Linked DNA regions of Homo sapiens: region 2 is linked to region 1. Evidence: read pairs that join two places in POLR2A ChIA-PET (ENCODE). Cell type or tissue: Panc1. All regions are shown on one strand. Links, peaks and the distances in the headings refer to the core of each region. The heading gives the core; the rest is flanking DNA. Region 1 has its middle 20 kb from the start of SCGB1A1. Region 2 overlaps AHNAK (AHNAK nucleoprotein).

What was found. ChIA-PET counts read pairs that join two places held together with the same protein. Peaks named below come from ENCODE experiments on the same cell type or tissue, not always from the same donor. Only the 100,000 strongest peaks of a DNase experiment are listed, where the experiment ranks them.
Region 2: POLR2A ChIA-PET joins it to region 1 with 6 read pairs; 18 of 35 experiments call an interaction of 5 or more read pairs at or near these places.

The regions. Positions count from the first base shown.
Region 1 is chr11:62,397,387-62,400,284 of GRCh38, forward strand. It overlaps a transcript of ASRGL1 not described here. Among named protein-coding and RNA genes, the nearest start is that of SCGB1A1, 20 kb to the right of the region's middle. RefSeq lists enhancers at 1-200, 868-1,512. In Panc1, for the core only: no CTCF peak of the experiment used is centred there; no DNase peak of the experiment used is centred there; H3K27ac peaks cover 2,325 bases.
Region 2 is chr11:62,535,706-62,538,603 of GRCh38, forward strand. It overlaps AHNAK (AHNAK nucleoprotein), which reads right to left. Exons shown (of 5, transcript NM_001620.3): 2 at 764-862; 3 at 240-393. The coding sequence starts at 393. Among named protein-coding and RNA genes, the nearest start is that of AHNAK, 9.7 kb to the right of the region's middle. RefSeq lists an enhancer at 1-818. In Panc1, for the core only: no CTCF peak of the experiment used is centred there; no DNase peak of the experiment used is centred there; H3K27ac peaks cover 626 bases.

The DNA.
Region 1 (2,898 bases), core at 241-2,740:
TGGGCATGGTGGCTCATGCTTGTAATCCCAGCACTTTGGGAGGCTGAAGCGGGCAGATCACCTGAGGTCAGGGTTCGAGACCAGTCTGACCAACATGGAGAAACCCCGTCTCTACTAAAAATACAAAATTAGCCGGGCATGGTGATGCATGCCTGTAATCGCAGCTACTGGAGAGGCTGAGGCAGGAGAATCACTTGAACCCGGAAGGTGGAGACTGTGGTGAGCCAAGATCACGCCATTGCACTCCAGCCTGGACAACAAGAATCAAACTCCGTCTCAAAAAAAAAAAAAAAAAACCACGGGAAAAATTTCCTATCAGCCAGTGAATATCACTATTAAAATCTTACTGTATATTCTTGCAGATCTTTTTCTGGGTGTGTATATGCATAATTATTTTTTCAAAAGTGAGACCATGCCATGTATGTTTCAGTTAACACTCTCCACCATTGCTTGCCAAGAAATGTTCACCTTACCTAATATTTGGTCAATATTCAAATTTCCCCAGTTTTCTCAAAAATTGTCTTTTTAGCAGAATTGTTCAAATCCAGCACCTTTCTTACTGGCACTGCTTGCTGGGTAGTTAGGGCCCCGGGCCCCTCGGCGTCGCATCTTCTGCTTGTCAGGCTGCCCCTCGTTGAGTGAGGGAAGCACCTGGCTGAACACCACCACAGGCGCTGGGGGCCAGGCCGACCATTTCAAACAGAAATGTCGACACCCTGCCACCGCAGGAGCCATGCAGCGCTGGCCTGTGGGCTGGGGAGGGTTTGGAAAGGGAAATATGGGTTGTGCCAAAGCACAAGGCCCCACCCAGAAGTTTGGCAAAGGGTGACTTGGAGTGAGAAGAGCAGGTGGGGAGCAAGTCCACCCTGCGCCACCACCAGGAAAGGACCTGCCCCCACCCTTCCTCAGCGGCCTCTTCCCAGGTCACTTCCCCTCATACAAAAAGCGTGTGTGCTCCCTTCCCAGCTCCCCTCACCTCAGCCTTTCCCACACAGCTAGGAGCCAGAGCTACCCCACGTGCTTGTTGGCCAAAGGGCCACTTTCAGAAGTGTTTACAAATTACCCCAGGTGGAGGCCACTCACACCAAATCCAGGAACATTTACCTCGGGCATAGAACCACATTCCCTGGCTACCCAGTGAAGATCCCCGGGGGCTCGAACCCCCAAATTCTCCCAACTTTCTTTGCAGACACCAAGTATTTCATCTTTTTTAAAAGTAAGAAACACCAAGGCCAGTTCCCCTCCTCCTCCCATCTGCTCCCCGCCCCTCCCCTGGGCCCACTCCCGCTAGCGGCGGCGGCTCATTGCAGGCCGGCATGTCTCCCCGGTGACCTCACCCCAGATCTGGCCTTTCTCTGTCAGGCCTCACAATCTTCCGGGCCATCTTTGTTGTCTTATCTCTGGCTTTGGCACAAATATCACACCCTGGATGCCTCATGACTAAAAGTCCATCACTTTCCCCAAGCCCTTTCCCTGTCTTCCCTAGAAATTCCAATATATGGCCAGGCGCAGTGACTCATGCCTGTAATCTCAGTTCTTTGGGAGGCCAAGACAGGCAGATGACCTGAGGTTAGGAGTTGAAGACCAACCTGGCCAACATGGTGAAACCCCGTGTCTACTAAAAATACAGAATTAGCTGGACGTGGTGGTGCAAAACCCCGTGTCTACTAAAATACAAAATTAACTGGGCGTGGTGGCACATGCCTGTAGTCCCAGCTACTCAGGAGACTGAGGCAGGAGAATTGCTTGAACCCGGGAGGCAGAGGTTGAAGTGAGCCAGGATCATGCCACTGCACTCCAGCCTGGGCGACAAGAACAAAACTCCAACTCAAAAAAAAAGAACTTCCAACATATTTGTCCACTGCTCTCAAGCACAAAGGGTCAGGACTCAGGGCAAGGCACCCTGCAGAACTGAGAATTCTCCCCACACTCGCCTCCTTAGCATTCCCAGCCCAGAGTTCTCACTTGGACTCGTGTAGAGAACAGGCAGCCAGTTCGTGTGATTGCAGATCTTCTGCTGTTGTTCTGCCGGGTGCCCCACCGGTGTGTCTGCACCAGCTCCTTCAGACAGGAAGCCTCCTTCGTGCCAGCTCTACAGTGGCCTCCCTGGCAAGGGGCTTCATTTTATTTGAGAGAAAGGGTACCAACACTGCTCCTGTCTCTAACCACCATGGCTACGGCCCTCCTGCCCCCTCCCCAACTCAGCCAGCCCCTGGCCAGGGTCTGCCTGCAGCGGGCTCAGATGGGGAAGGCATGAGTGTCCTGCTGGTGTGAGCAAGATGTTCCAGGCACCTCTAGGACCCAGCGGGCAGCACTGCCCTGACCTTCCTGGGGTCAGCTCCCAGGATGGGGTACAGTTGGCCCCTGGAGAGCTACCTGTGAGGGCTAGGGCACAAGCAGCATCAGGACTAAGCTGCAGGCCATTTGGTGCCACCCTGGCCCTGCCTGGGCTCTGAGACCCCATACCACACACAGCCTGGCTTTTGAGCCCATCTCAGCATCGAGGCTGCCCGTGGCGGCCACTAGGGTGGCAGCTGGGCCTGTGCTCAAGGATGAAGACCCAAGAATAAGGAAATCCCACCTCCTTCCCTGAACTCTCCACCCACACCAGTCCATCACAGCCCCTCCCAGAAGCGCTATCCCACCCATCCTCCAGAATGAGGTCACGCAGGGGGCTCCAGGGATTCCTCCTGCTGCCTGGATCCAGTCTAAACCCCTTGGCCGACTTTCAAGGCCCCATAGGCCAGCCCCTCCTGGCTGTAGGCCGGGTCCCCCACTGCCCCCCAGGATATGAGGGGCTCCCCAGGCCTTTGCACACCCAATTCCCTCTCCAGAAATGCCTTTCCTCCCTCAAAGGTCCTCACAGGGGGAACAGTAGTAACCTCTCTGAGAGGGTTG
Region 2 (2,898 bases), core at 123-2,622, 140 kb after region 1:
AGTCAGATCTGAGGACCAGGTGTCCACTACCCCACACAGCTGCCTCCCCTGAGGACCACAAGTGACAGACACAGAGTGGCCAAGGGAGGGCAGGGCTTGGGTACCAACCACCCTGATGCCACTGGGAATGGGCCCTCGACAGCCACTCACCCACTTCTGCCTGCTCCCTGCCCTTCCCTCCAACACCCCCACCGACCCCCCAACCACCAGCACCCAGTCCACACCCTGGGGTGACTCACCCTCCTTGACCACCCCAGTGCGGGCCGCAGGGGAGTTCTGCGTCACCTCCTGCACAAAGACGCCGTCGTCCCTCTGGGCGATGGTCAGCCCGTGGGAGCCACTACCCTGCCAGTTGGGCAGCAGCAGCTCCCGGGTTGTCTCCTCCTTCTCCATCTGGAATGAGGTGAGGAAATGGAACTGGGGTCAGTGGGGGTGGGAGGACATGAGGGCATGGGAAAGCTAGCAATCTCTGGCGCTGTGAACTCCAGGGAGTGGGGCCCTCAGCAATGCACCTGCCCCTGCAGCTGGCTCACCTGCCAGGTGAGGTGTTGGGGGTGGGGTAATTCGTCTCACGTCCTTCCACTGTGGAAGTTCTCCCAAGGCACAGCAAAGAAGATGGAAAGGAGACAGCAGAGGCAACTGGACCCGGAGGTAGCTGGCCCTTCATCCCTGTCCCCCACGGCCCCAGCCTCCCATCCACACAGGGCCCACCCTCCCCACATCCCGTCACCTCCGCCTCTCTCTGCCTCTCCCACCTACTGACCTTTGCAGGATTCCGCTCAGGAGCGAATGCCTTGCCAGGAGCCCGCCCCTCCTTCCTCTCTTCCCCTCAGTCTCTCTCGTCGGGAATCTCGGTCACAACCTAGGGAAAAGTTCACGATGATGCTCGCACTCCGGTCGGCAGTCTGCTTGCTCCAAGTCTCTACCCAAGGGATAGCCAGGTCCTCTGCTACCCAGGCCAGCTCAGAACCCGACCCCCACCACCGCCGTCAATTCCACTCGTCCATGACTCTCCAGCCCGGCATAGCAGAAAGGGGCTTCAGAGGAGCCAGACTTGCAGTCAGATCCTGGCTCTGCCTCCTTCTAGCTGTGGGACCCTGGCCAAGACACTTCAGTTTTCTGAACCTCCATTTCCTCATCTGTGAAAATGGAGGCAATAAAGGAGAAAAAATAGAGCACTGGCCGGCAGGAGCCGCTTCACATGCACACTCTTGCCACATTCTTTTTATTTATGTATTTTATTTATTTTATTTATTTTTTTTTTTTTGAGACAGAGTCTCGTTCTGTTGCCCAGGCTGGAGTGCAATAGCGGATCTCGGCTCGCTGCAAGCTCCACCTCCCGGGTTCACGCCAGTCTCCTGCCTCAGCCTCCCGAGTAGCTGGGACTACAGGCGCCCGCCACCATGCACCACACCCGGCTAATTTTTTGTATTTTTAGTAGAGATGGGGTTTCACTGTGTTAGCCAGGATGATCTCGATCTCCTGACCGCATGATCCGCCCGCCTCGGCCTCCCAAAGTGCTGGGATTACAGGCGTGAGCCACCGCACCTGGCCTCTTTTTATTTTTTTGAGACAGGGTCTGGCTCTGTCACACAGGCTGGAGTGCAGGGGCGCAATCACGACTCACTGCAGCCTCGACCTCCTGGGCTCAAGTGATCCTCCTGCCTCACCCACCCAAGTAGCTCGGACCACAGCCACGTGCCTCCACAACTGGCTAATTTTTGTATTTTTGGAGAGATGGGGTTTTGCCATGTTGCCCAGGCTGGTCCGGAACTCCTGGGCTCAAACAATCCCAAAGTGCTGGGACTATAAGCAGGAGCCACCACGCCCAGCATCTACCCACATTCTCAACCACAGCTTCAAGAGGGAGATGTTACTGTGCCAATTTCACAGACAGAGACTGAGTCTCTGAGAGAACAGCTTACCCGGGGTACACATGAGAGCACAACTATGCTGGGCTTGGACCCGAGTCTGTAACTCCTTTTTTTTTTTTTTGAGACGGAATCTCACTTTGTAGCCCAGGCTGGTGTGCAATGGCACGATCTCAGCTCACTGCAACCTCCCCCTCCCAGGTTCAAGCAATTCTCCTGCCTCAGCCTCCCGAGTAGCTGGGATTACAGGCGCCCGCCACCATGCCCGGCTAATTTTTTGTATTTTTAGTAGAGATGGGGTTTCACCATCTTAGCCAGGCTTGTCTTGAACTCCTGACCCTGTGATCCACCCGCCTTGGCCTCCCAAAGTGCTGGGATTACGGGCGTGACCACCGCACCCGGCCGACCGAGTCTGTAAGTCTTTTGCCTACTCCACCCCAGGTCTGCTGCTTGTAACAGGTGGGAGCCTCCTCAGAGTCTGCCTCCAAGCAGGAATGTCAGTGTTCCACCTCCCTCAGAGACAGAGACTTGGGCCACCCAGTCTCACCCAGTACCCAGGACCAGGGGGGTGCCTCACCAGCTGGCAGCTCTGGGAGCCCTGCCACAGGCAGCTGCCTGAACAAAGGAGGCCCCGGCCCCACCAGGCACCGCCCAAGCCCCAGAGGTTAGAGCCCAGCTGAGCCCACCTTGGCCCACAGTGAGTTCAGGCCTCCCGGCTGCCACACCAGGCCCTGAGCCAGGCCCTTATAGGTGCAAGCATTTAGTAATAAATTCGCCCTCCAGCCACAAGGTGAGCTGTCATCTGCAGGTGCCCTAGAAAGACACCAGGCAGGACTCTGCATAGGGCCACGGACTACAGCCACAGCACAAAATGGCGGCAGCAGCCACCAATTGAAATGGTGTGGGGGACACTATAAGTCATGGGGAACCTAAGCCAAAGCCCCGCCTACAGCCGTTTACATCCGGAAAGTATCAACAGTCAATCAATGCATGTATACCGGCTGCCTCCATATGCCCAACACTATAC